Regions from separate parts of the Homo sapiens genome. Here region 2 is linked to region 1. Evidence: chromatin loops called from intact Hi-C (ENCODE). Cell type or tissue: OCI-LY7. All regions are shown on one strand. Each heading gives the region's core, and the rest is flanking DNA. Links, peaks and the distances in the headings are about the cores only.

Evidence for each region. A loop is a pair of places that touch in the nucleus more often than their neighbours do. Peaks named below come from ENCODE experiments on the same cell type or tissue, not always from the same donor. Only the 100,000 strongest peaks of a DNase experiment are listed, where the experiment ranks them.
Region 2: it touches region 1 in a loop (3-fold over the local background); 4 of 110 quality-filtered maps call a loop at or near these places.

Annotation. Positions count from the first base shown.
Region 1 is chr18:32,918,353-32,922,741 of GRCh38, reverse strand. LOC107985186 (a long non-coding RNA gene) reads right to left here and starts at 3,339. Exons shown (of 3, transcript XR_001753401.1): 1 at 3,164-3,339; 2 at 1,118-1,153. In OCI-LY7, for the core only: CTCF peaks have their summits at 2,515 and 2,720; a DNase peak (open chromatin) is centred at 2,741.
Region 2 is chr18:32,767,478-32,771,866 of GRCh38, reverse strand. It overlaps KLHL14 (kelch like family member 14), which reads left to right. Exons shown (of 9, transcript NM_020805.3): 2 at 1,233-2,222. The coding sequence starts at 1,276. LOC105372055 (a long non-coding RNA gene) reads right to left here and starts at 1,191. Exons shown (of 2, transcript XR_935342.4): 1 at 1-1,191. In OCI-LY7, for the core only: a CTCF peak has its summit at 1,978; a DNase peak (open chromatin) is centred at 1,876; H3K4me3 peaks cover 1,872 bases.

The DNA.
Region 1 (4,389 bases), core at 223-4,222:
ATTGAGCAACTATAATTTGTCATTTATTGCGCTAGGTTCTCAAAGTTAAAGGAGAATTTATTAGCAAACACTGTGATTTTAAAAAATCACGAGCTCCTTATCACCGGTGGGTTTGTAGCAGATACTGGATGACTATCTGTGAGTGGTATTATAGAAGGGAGAACTTCCGTCTCCCTGCGAATCACACTCTCTGATTTTTTTTTTTTTTTTTTTTTTTTTTTGAGGCTGAGTCTCGCTCTGTCACCCAGGCTGGAGTGCAGTGGCGAGATCTCGGCTCACTGCAAGCTCTGCCTCCCGGGTTCACGCCATTCTTCTGCCTCAGCCTCCTAGTAGCTGGGACTACAAGGCGCCCGCCACCATGCTCAGCTAATTTTTTTTTCTTTTTCTTTTTTTTTTTTTTGTACTTTTGAGATGGGGTTTCACCACGTTAGCCAGGATGGTCTTGATCTCCTGTCCTCGTGATCTGCCTGCCTCTCTGATTTTAATGTGCACAAGAATCACCCGAAGCTTGTGCAATTGTACATCCTAATGCAATAGATCTGGGCTGAAGCCTCAGATTTTGCATTGCCAAGTTCTCAGGTGATTCAAATTCTGCTGCTCCATGGGCCACACTTTGATTAGCGAGACACAGATCACTGCCTCTCCAGTATTCTATGATTTTAGTGGGAATTCTGTGTCATCTCAGATGCCTTCTCTTGCCTTTCAGATAAAGAAACAAAATTAGAAGACATTTTCTTGTCATATATCCATCAGTAAAAGTGATAGAGCATGCAGCTGGCTTGGAGTCCAGCTCTGCATCCCACCTTCCTACTACAGTCAGATTAAACACATTCAGAATATAAACTGCAAACCATGGGAAAAGGATGTGCAGTAGTGCCCCTTATCCATAGTTTCACCTTCGTCTGTTACGGTAACCCGCAGTCAACTGCAGTCCAAAAATGTTGAATGAAAAAGTCCAGAAGCAAACAATTCGTATTTAAATCATATTTAAATTTAAAAATAATTCATTTTAAATTGTGCACCATTCTGAGCAGCGTGATGAAATCTCTTACACCATCCCACACAGGACATGAATCATCCCTTTGTCCAGCATATCCATGCTTTCTAGGCTACCCACCTATGAGTCACTTAGCAGCTGTCTTGGTTAACAGACCTACAGATCAAAGAAGAAAAGTGAGTACAGAACAATAAAATATTTTGAGAGCGAGGAGACCACAATCGTATAACTTTTATGATGGTAGATGGTAATCGTTATATTATTGATGTTAATCTCTTCCTGTGTCTAACTTATAAATTAAACTTTATCATAGGTATGTATGTATAGGAAAAAAAACATAGTATATATAGGGTTCTGTACTATCTGCACTTTCAGGCATCTGCTGGGTGTCTTTGCAAGTATCCCCCTTGGATAAGGGAAGACTACTCTACCAGTGTCCGGTCCACTCTCCAAGTCTGAGTTCATAGCTCCCCTCCTTGGGCTTCCCTCAGACCTAATCTCGTCTTCTATCAGCACTTTGCATACTGCTCACTATCCAGTACTGACTTTGTTTTGTTTGCCCCACAAATGTGACATTTGGTGCTTTTTTCCCAGGTTCAACCTTAGAGTATTACAGCAATGACCTTAGTACCTGCCCTATTAATTGTCCCACTGTAAGGACTCAGGTCTCTCAGTAAACATCTTTACCCTTCAGTTCAGAGTCAATCTCCCTGAAACTGTTTTCTGCCACAAGGGTCATCCTGTCTTGTGCGGGGATTAGGCAAATAGAGGGTGTTGCAATGAATTTGTCATCTCAGGGAACCCAGAATACTCTCAGGTTTCCAGAAATTATTAGAAAGGCAGAGTTCATCCAGGATAATTTCTAGATACTGTCTATCTTTCTTCTTTAAGTAAAAGCTAAAAGGAGAATGTTGATAGAACTGATATTAGAGATTCATCTGCTAATAATAGTTGCAATCTCCAGAAAAACTGGGATTCCATTTAGTTTACCTTCTGAGGTAACTAAATGTTTACAAGCATAGAGACGTATTCTATTTTACAGGCAAAAGTTCCAAATCTTCTCTATCAAAAATCCATTCTTAGGTGTTTCTGTACAGTTTTGATAAATTTGACTACTAATTAAGTAAATTGAAAAAAAGACAGCAAGAAGACATATAATCATTGGAAGAAACTGGAGAGGTTTGAGTAAGTATAAGCAAATTCTTGACCCATTTTAAACAATATCACTCAATTTTTGCAACACATATTCAAGTTTAGCAACAAAGAGAGGTGAGCTGTTCCATCTCATATTTATGTTCACCATCTATAAACTCCCATAGAGTTTCTATTGGAAATTGCCCCCACTAATAACTTGATGAATTCTATTAATTCTATTAATTTGCCACATATTAGACTTCCTTCCCAGAAAAATTATAAACTTCTTACAGACAGGAAATATGTTTTTTCTTTTGCATTCTCTTCAGTGCTGTGTACCTACTAGGGACTTAAAGAATGTTTGTTGTTTGATTATTGAAGTTAATATAAATATTTTACCGGCAAAAATAATATTATACCTGTTTTCTATTTGGTAAGGAGTGAATCTGTTGCAACTGGTGCTAAGGAGGCAGGGAAACTGTAAACATGGCAGAGATCTCTTGGACTACTGTTTTGAATTCTAGAAAGAAGGGCGGGGCAGATATTCTCGGGGGTAGATGTGTCAACCCCCTGCCATTAGAGGGAGTAAGAGCAGAAGGAAACTGAGCAGGCCTTTACTGTCTCTCATTTCACCACATTGCCCCTGGTGGCCCACTGCTTCAGAACTACCATGATATCTACCTGTACCTAAGAACAAAATGATGTGAGGACACCTTGTTGCTAAGATATTCAGCCAAAAAGACAGGTGTGTGTTGCATGGACCATGTTTGTGTGGTGATAATTTGAAATACTTCATAATGAACAGCCATATGACTTCCTTTTTCTCTTTCCAGATATAAAGTTGTGCCACTCTCTTTCCCATATTCCTCTTCTCTGGCTCCTCAGTCATCACTAAGAGGTCTCTGCCTCTGTCTGGGTCCTGGGCTCTGTGATGGCTAATTTTATGTTTTACCTTGGCTGGGCCCTGGTGCTCAGATATTTGGTCAAATGTCATCTGGTGTTTCTGTAAGAGTGTTTTTGGGTAAGACTTACATTTAAATCAGTGGCCTTTGAGTAAAGCAGATTTATCTCCATTTTGTACGTGGGCCTCATCCAATCAGATGAAAGTCTGAAAAGACCAAAGACTGGCCTTCCCAGAGCAAGAGGGAATTCTCCAGCAATTGGCCCTGAGACTTGAACTGCAACATCAGGTCTTTCCTGGATCTCCAGCCTGCAAGCCTACCATGGAGATTTAGGACGTGTTAGCCTCCATAATCACATGAGCCAATTCCTTAAAATAAATCTCTCTTTATATGTATATACACTTCCTGTTGGTTCTGTTTCTCTGGAGAACCCTGATGAATGCAGCTTCTTTCACTGTGATATTTGGAAGTTGATTCTTTCTCACATGGCCACAACAGTCACAAAACATTAAAAGAAAAACCATCCAATGGAGAAGACTCTGACATAAAATTTGCCTGTCCCCAGTTTCTGAAAAGACTTAAGCACAGTGCCAACGAAGGAAGCAGCTGAATAAACTGGAGTTTTCTGTTTCTCTGACAGTACACTTCTCAAGCAGGACTCGGTAGTACATGAGTTAAACTTCCGCTTCATCCATCTGCCAGGACATAAAGGCTGTTCTGTTAAAGTTGGTAAGAAACGAAAGAGTGAAAGGAAAGACAGTTCAGTTGATAAGAGTGTCATGGAAAATAGCTGACGCTCTGTAAGTAAAGAAGATGGAACTGAAAAAGTGTGCAACAGCAATCAAATGTATCAGATCTTAACTACTACCTGAAAACAGGCATGACAGAAGCTGCAGCACTGGCATAGGAAAGCTAGAAGTTCATCAATGACTCTCTCTTACAGCATCCTATTCAAGTTTTTTTAACTTGATTTTTGTCCAGCACTAAATAGAAAGATCTGGAAGAGTAGTGTTTGTTCATGTTTACAGGCTGTCAAAGCAATCATTTTTCCGGGTGATCATACTCTCAAAAACCTTTTTTTCTCCCTTCAGGTAAAGATTATGATTGACTATAAAATAGCAATAGAGAAAAGATCAAATTCCAACCACTCCTTTTTTTCAATAAGAAAACTTGAGATTTCCTCTACCAAAATTGAAGTCTCCCCATAGTTTTTTTTTTAGTAGATCTTAGACTTTTGTCAGCAAGCCTATTCACAGTTTCAGAAACCATGAAATCCTTAGTCTTCCTACTGCTAAACTTTGAATTCATTTGTAGTTCAACACATCTGTTATTTTCTCCAGGCAGAAAAAAAAGGAA
Region 2 (4,389 bases), core at 261-4,260, 150 kb after region 1:
CGGCTGCAGGCGACGATGCTGGGTGGGGCGCAGAGACCCCGCACCCCACTGCTCCCCCGCCCCCCCGCTCGTTCGACAGCCCCCACCCCTCCCCCAACACCTGCCTTCTAACTTGAACTTCTCATAGTTACTGGAGTTAAAGCGACTGCGCCTGGTGCCCGGGAGGGGAAACCGTGCACACGAATCCCTCCCGGCCTCCAGGCCTCCCGGCTCCCTCTCCAAACGCGTCCTCGCAGCCCCACTTCCTCCCCCTGAGTCCTCGGTGCCGCCCCTCGCTGGAAGGGGAGATTGATGCCTGAACTTCCGCGCTTTGAAATGAGCGAGACGGGGGAGAGGGGGCCACCGGGTGGGGGTGGCGGTGGTGGAAGGATTCTCCTGCCAGGTTTAAAGCCATCTCTGGAAAATTAGCCAAACTGAGTGGTGACGGGGAAGCCAACAGTTTGCGAAGCGGGGAAGCGGGCAGGGCCAGGTTGAGGGAAATGAGCTCGAATTGATAAGGACAGCTCCCGCCTCTGCCGATTCCACTGAGCGGGTCCTCACCGCGCTCCGCTGCACTTTCCCGGGAGAAGAAAGGGCTTTATCTCCTCCCTCAGACTATTAGCCTAGGAGTTTCTCGGGGCAGCATGGATAATCGAAGGGGGTCCCAGCTTTTGGAGAGCTAAGATTCGCACACCCCGCACGCTGGTCGGGCCCCTGTTCCTACCCCCTCCCCCAAACTGGGCCAACTGCGAAAAGCAAAGCTTCGGGCACAAGTTGACCTGGAACCTTCGCCGTCGGTCGCCTCTGAGCTTTCAGGGCACCCCCGGCTCCCCACTTCCCGGCCTTTCCCTTCATCTGGCCCGGCATGGACACGAGCCCACGAGGTGCCTCGGCCTCAGCCGCCACTTTGCCGTCGCTGCTGCCACTGCTGTTGCTGCCAACAGCCGAGCTGAGGTGGTTGGTTTTAGGAAAGTGAGGGACGAAGTGTGTGGGAGGTGGCGAGAGGAGCCGCAGGGCGCAGAACCGGCGCCGGGACCCCAGACAGGGCCCTTCTGGTGGCGCTCACGGATCCAGCGTCTTCGGACTTTCCTCCTAGGGTCGGGGTCCGGAGCGCGCCAGGAGGGAGTCAAGCTGAGCCTTGATTCTTGTTCTTCGCCCTCCCCTCCCCTCCACACCCTTCCCCACCCCGACCACACCCCACCCGCTCCACCACCCTGCTCCCCTCCCTCCCATCCCCCACCCCTGTCTGCCAGGTTGGAGGAGGGTTTAAAGCCAGGTGCACCGAGTCAGCTCGCCATGTCCAGATCCGGGGACAGGACCTCCACCTTCGACCCCAGCCACAGCGACAACCTGCTGCACGGCCTCAACCTGCTGTGGAGGAAGCAGCTGTTTTGCGACGTGACCCTGACGGCCCAGGGCCAGCAGTTCCATTGCCACAAGGCCGTGCTGGCCTCCTGCTCGCAGTACTTCCGATCGCTCTTCTCCAGCCACCCCCCTCTCGGGGGAGGGGTCGGCGGCCAGGACGGCCTGGGGGCCCCCAAGGACCAGCAGCAGCCGCCGCAGCAGCAGCCGTCACAGCAGCAGCAGCCGCCGCCGCAGGAGGAGCCCGGGACTCCTTCTTCCTCCCCCGACGACAAGCTGCTGACCAGCCCCCGGGCCATCAACAACCTGGTGCTGCAGGGCTGCTCGTCCATCGGGCTGCGCCTGGTGCTCGAGTACCTCTACACGGCCAACGTGACCCTGTCCCTGGACACGGTGGAGGAGGTGCTGTCGGTCAGCAAGATCCTGCACATCCCCCAGGTCACCAAGCTCTGCGTGCAGTTCCTCAACGACCAGATCTCGGTGCAGAACTACAAGCAGGTGTGCAAGATCGCCGCGCTGCACGGCCTGGAGGAGACCAAGAAGCTGGCCAACAAGTACCTGGTGGAGGATGTGCTGCTGCTCAACTTCGAGGAGATGCGCGCCCTGCTGGACTCGCTGCCGCCCCCCGTGGAGTCGGAGCTGGCGCTCTTCCAGATGTCCGTGCTGTGGCTGGAGCACGACCGCGAGACCCGCATGCAGTATGCGCCTGACCTCATGAAGCGCCTCCGCTTCGCCCTCATCCCGGCCCCGGAGCTGGTGGAGCGGGTCCAGTCAGTGGATTTCATGCGAACCGACCCGGTCTGCCAGAAGCTGCTGCTGGACGCCATGAACTACCACCTGATGCCCTTCAGGCAGCACTGCAGGCAGAGCCTGGCCAGCAGGTAGGAGACAACAAAGAGGAGGGCGGGGGAGGGGGGGGTAGAGCCAGAGAGGCCGGAGGGAGGGGAGGGGGCAGGGAGGAGGGAAGAGATGGGTGGCCTGGGCGGGTGGCTCTGGCAGGATGAAAACAAACGCAAACAATTCAGAGTGTGTGAGGAAAGTTGATTTCAGAGTCCCTGAAAGGTCAATAGGGAACTGGCCTAGCAGCATCCCTGAGCGCTCCAAAGCCGAGGTTCTAGATATCCCCAGAGCCGTAAACATGGGAATTGTGGACTCAGACTGAAATTGACAGGCAGATGGGGCCAAAGGCCAGGACAGTTAGAAGTGTAGCTTTGGAAGTCTCTCTAAGCCAGCTCTCCCTACAAATCTTAAGATGGGCTTGCTCAAGAAAAAGGATCCTGTGGTGAGGAATGCCCACCCCACCCCTCCTCAGTTCTGCCTTGGGTGAGCAGAAGAGCCCAGGCGATGCTTGCAAAGGAAGGCTTTCATGGTCTTGCCGTCACACACTCAAGTTGTTTCTTCATGACTGGGATCTGCTCCCTGTCGATGTCAGAACTCCAAAATGCTTTGTCTATTAGGGTCACTATTGGAAATGCTGGTATCATGTGCCCAGGCAAACTTTTCTATGTTGTGGAAAGCCTTTCCTTTTCACTTTTAAAGGAGAGTAAAGCAAGAGATTTCAGGGTGATGGGGTGAATCTTGCCTAGCAACTCCCATTTCTGAGAAGAGTGCACTTGAAAATTGGGATGGAGGAGTGGAGAGGCTTCTAGCTCCAGTTGGTCTGTGTGCCTGCTCACCAGTGACAAAGAAGTTGGAGAGTTGCTGCTGCCTCTGTTGTTGCTAGTTAGAAATGTGGCTGTGTGTGTTGCAAGTAGGATTTCAGGGGAGAGAGAAATGATGCCTTTTAAAAATGCTGCTGAGATAAAAAGGCTGTAGGAATTGACAATCGTGTTTTATTGGCTCCAATTTTAAAACCATTTTTAATGAGCCCTAGCAAAGGGTTTCTTTCTCTTTTTAGAAAAGAGAAACAGTATCCTCTCAGTTTCTCATGATAAAACATCATGATTCCAGATGCCAGGCTACTCCAGCCTAACCACCAAAGTGTTACAAAGTGTAGCAAAGTACATGGTTTGAAAATCTAGCAGGGCATTTTCCCAGTCAGAATGATGTCTAAAGAATGGGGCCCACCTTGTGCAGCCTTATAGAATTAAATGGTGTGTGTGTGTGTGTGTGTGTGTGTGTGTGTGTGTGTGTGTCATTATGTTTCCACCAGACCTAGGTAACTAAAGTTTAAAGAAATGGAAGATACTCTCTACACTTTTTTAGGCAGCTCTTGTGTTAAGGAGAGGCCAACAGGAGGCATGAGAAATCTTGAACTTGTAACAAAACCCTGTAAGTTCATTTTTCTAACATCTGTGGGAGATGAGTTAACGAATCGTGTTGTCAAAAGATGATAATAGGACAATAGAAGAAACAAGAATCCAAATCCCCGTGTGCTTTTAACAGTGAGCACAAGAGGCCAATGAGGAAAAAAACATGAAACGTATTTTTATTTTATTGGAATTTTTCGTTTGTCTAAAGATCCAAATGGCAAACTCAGTGTGATGGGCGATGGGCCTTGGTGATTAATATTCTGTGATTTAAATTTTTGTCACTTTTAAATGACCTACAAGTATACTTCATTTAGCATATATCACACATAGTCAATAATTCAGACAACACAGTTATAGTTCTGAACATACATTTACTCATACTTTTAAAAATATGTATAACACGGTATAAATTCAGAAACCCAGAGGAATAATAAAATTAAGATTTAACTTATTCTAAGAGTAATTTTGGCAGAGGAGCTTTATAAATTTGATCCAGTAAATTTCTGAAGCCCTCAATGCACTTTTATCTAACAGGTATGTCCTAAGGTTCAATGTTAGAAGAGTTGACTTTCAAAATGCAAAATCCATTTCCCACTTTAGTCAAGATTCAGCACACCAGCTAGTGCCTGCTGGCTCTGTCCTGGTGGATGGCTGAGATACCAGGCTGCCTGGCTCCGTGACGACACCCTCCAGCTTCACTGGGCCACATCATTTGAAGGATATGTAGTGGTGTCTGACCACTGAATGCTTACAAGTGTCATGGATGCTGCAAGAATCTGATACTTCTGCAGTAGGA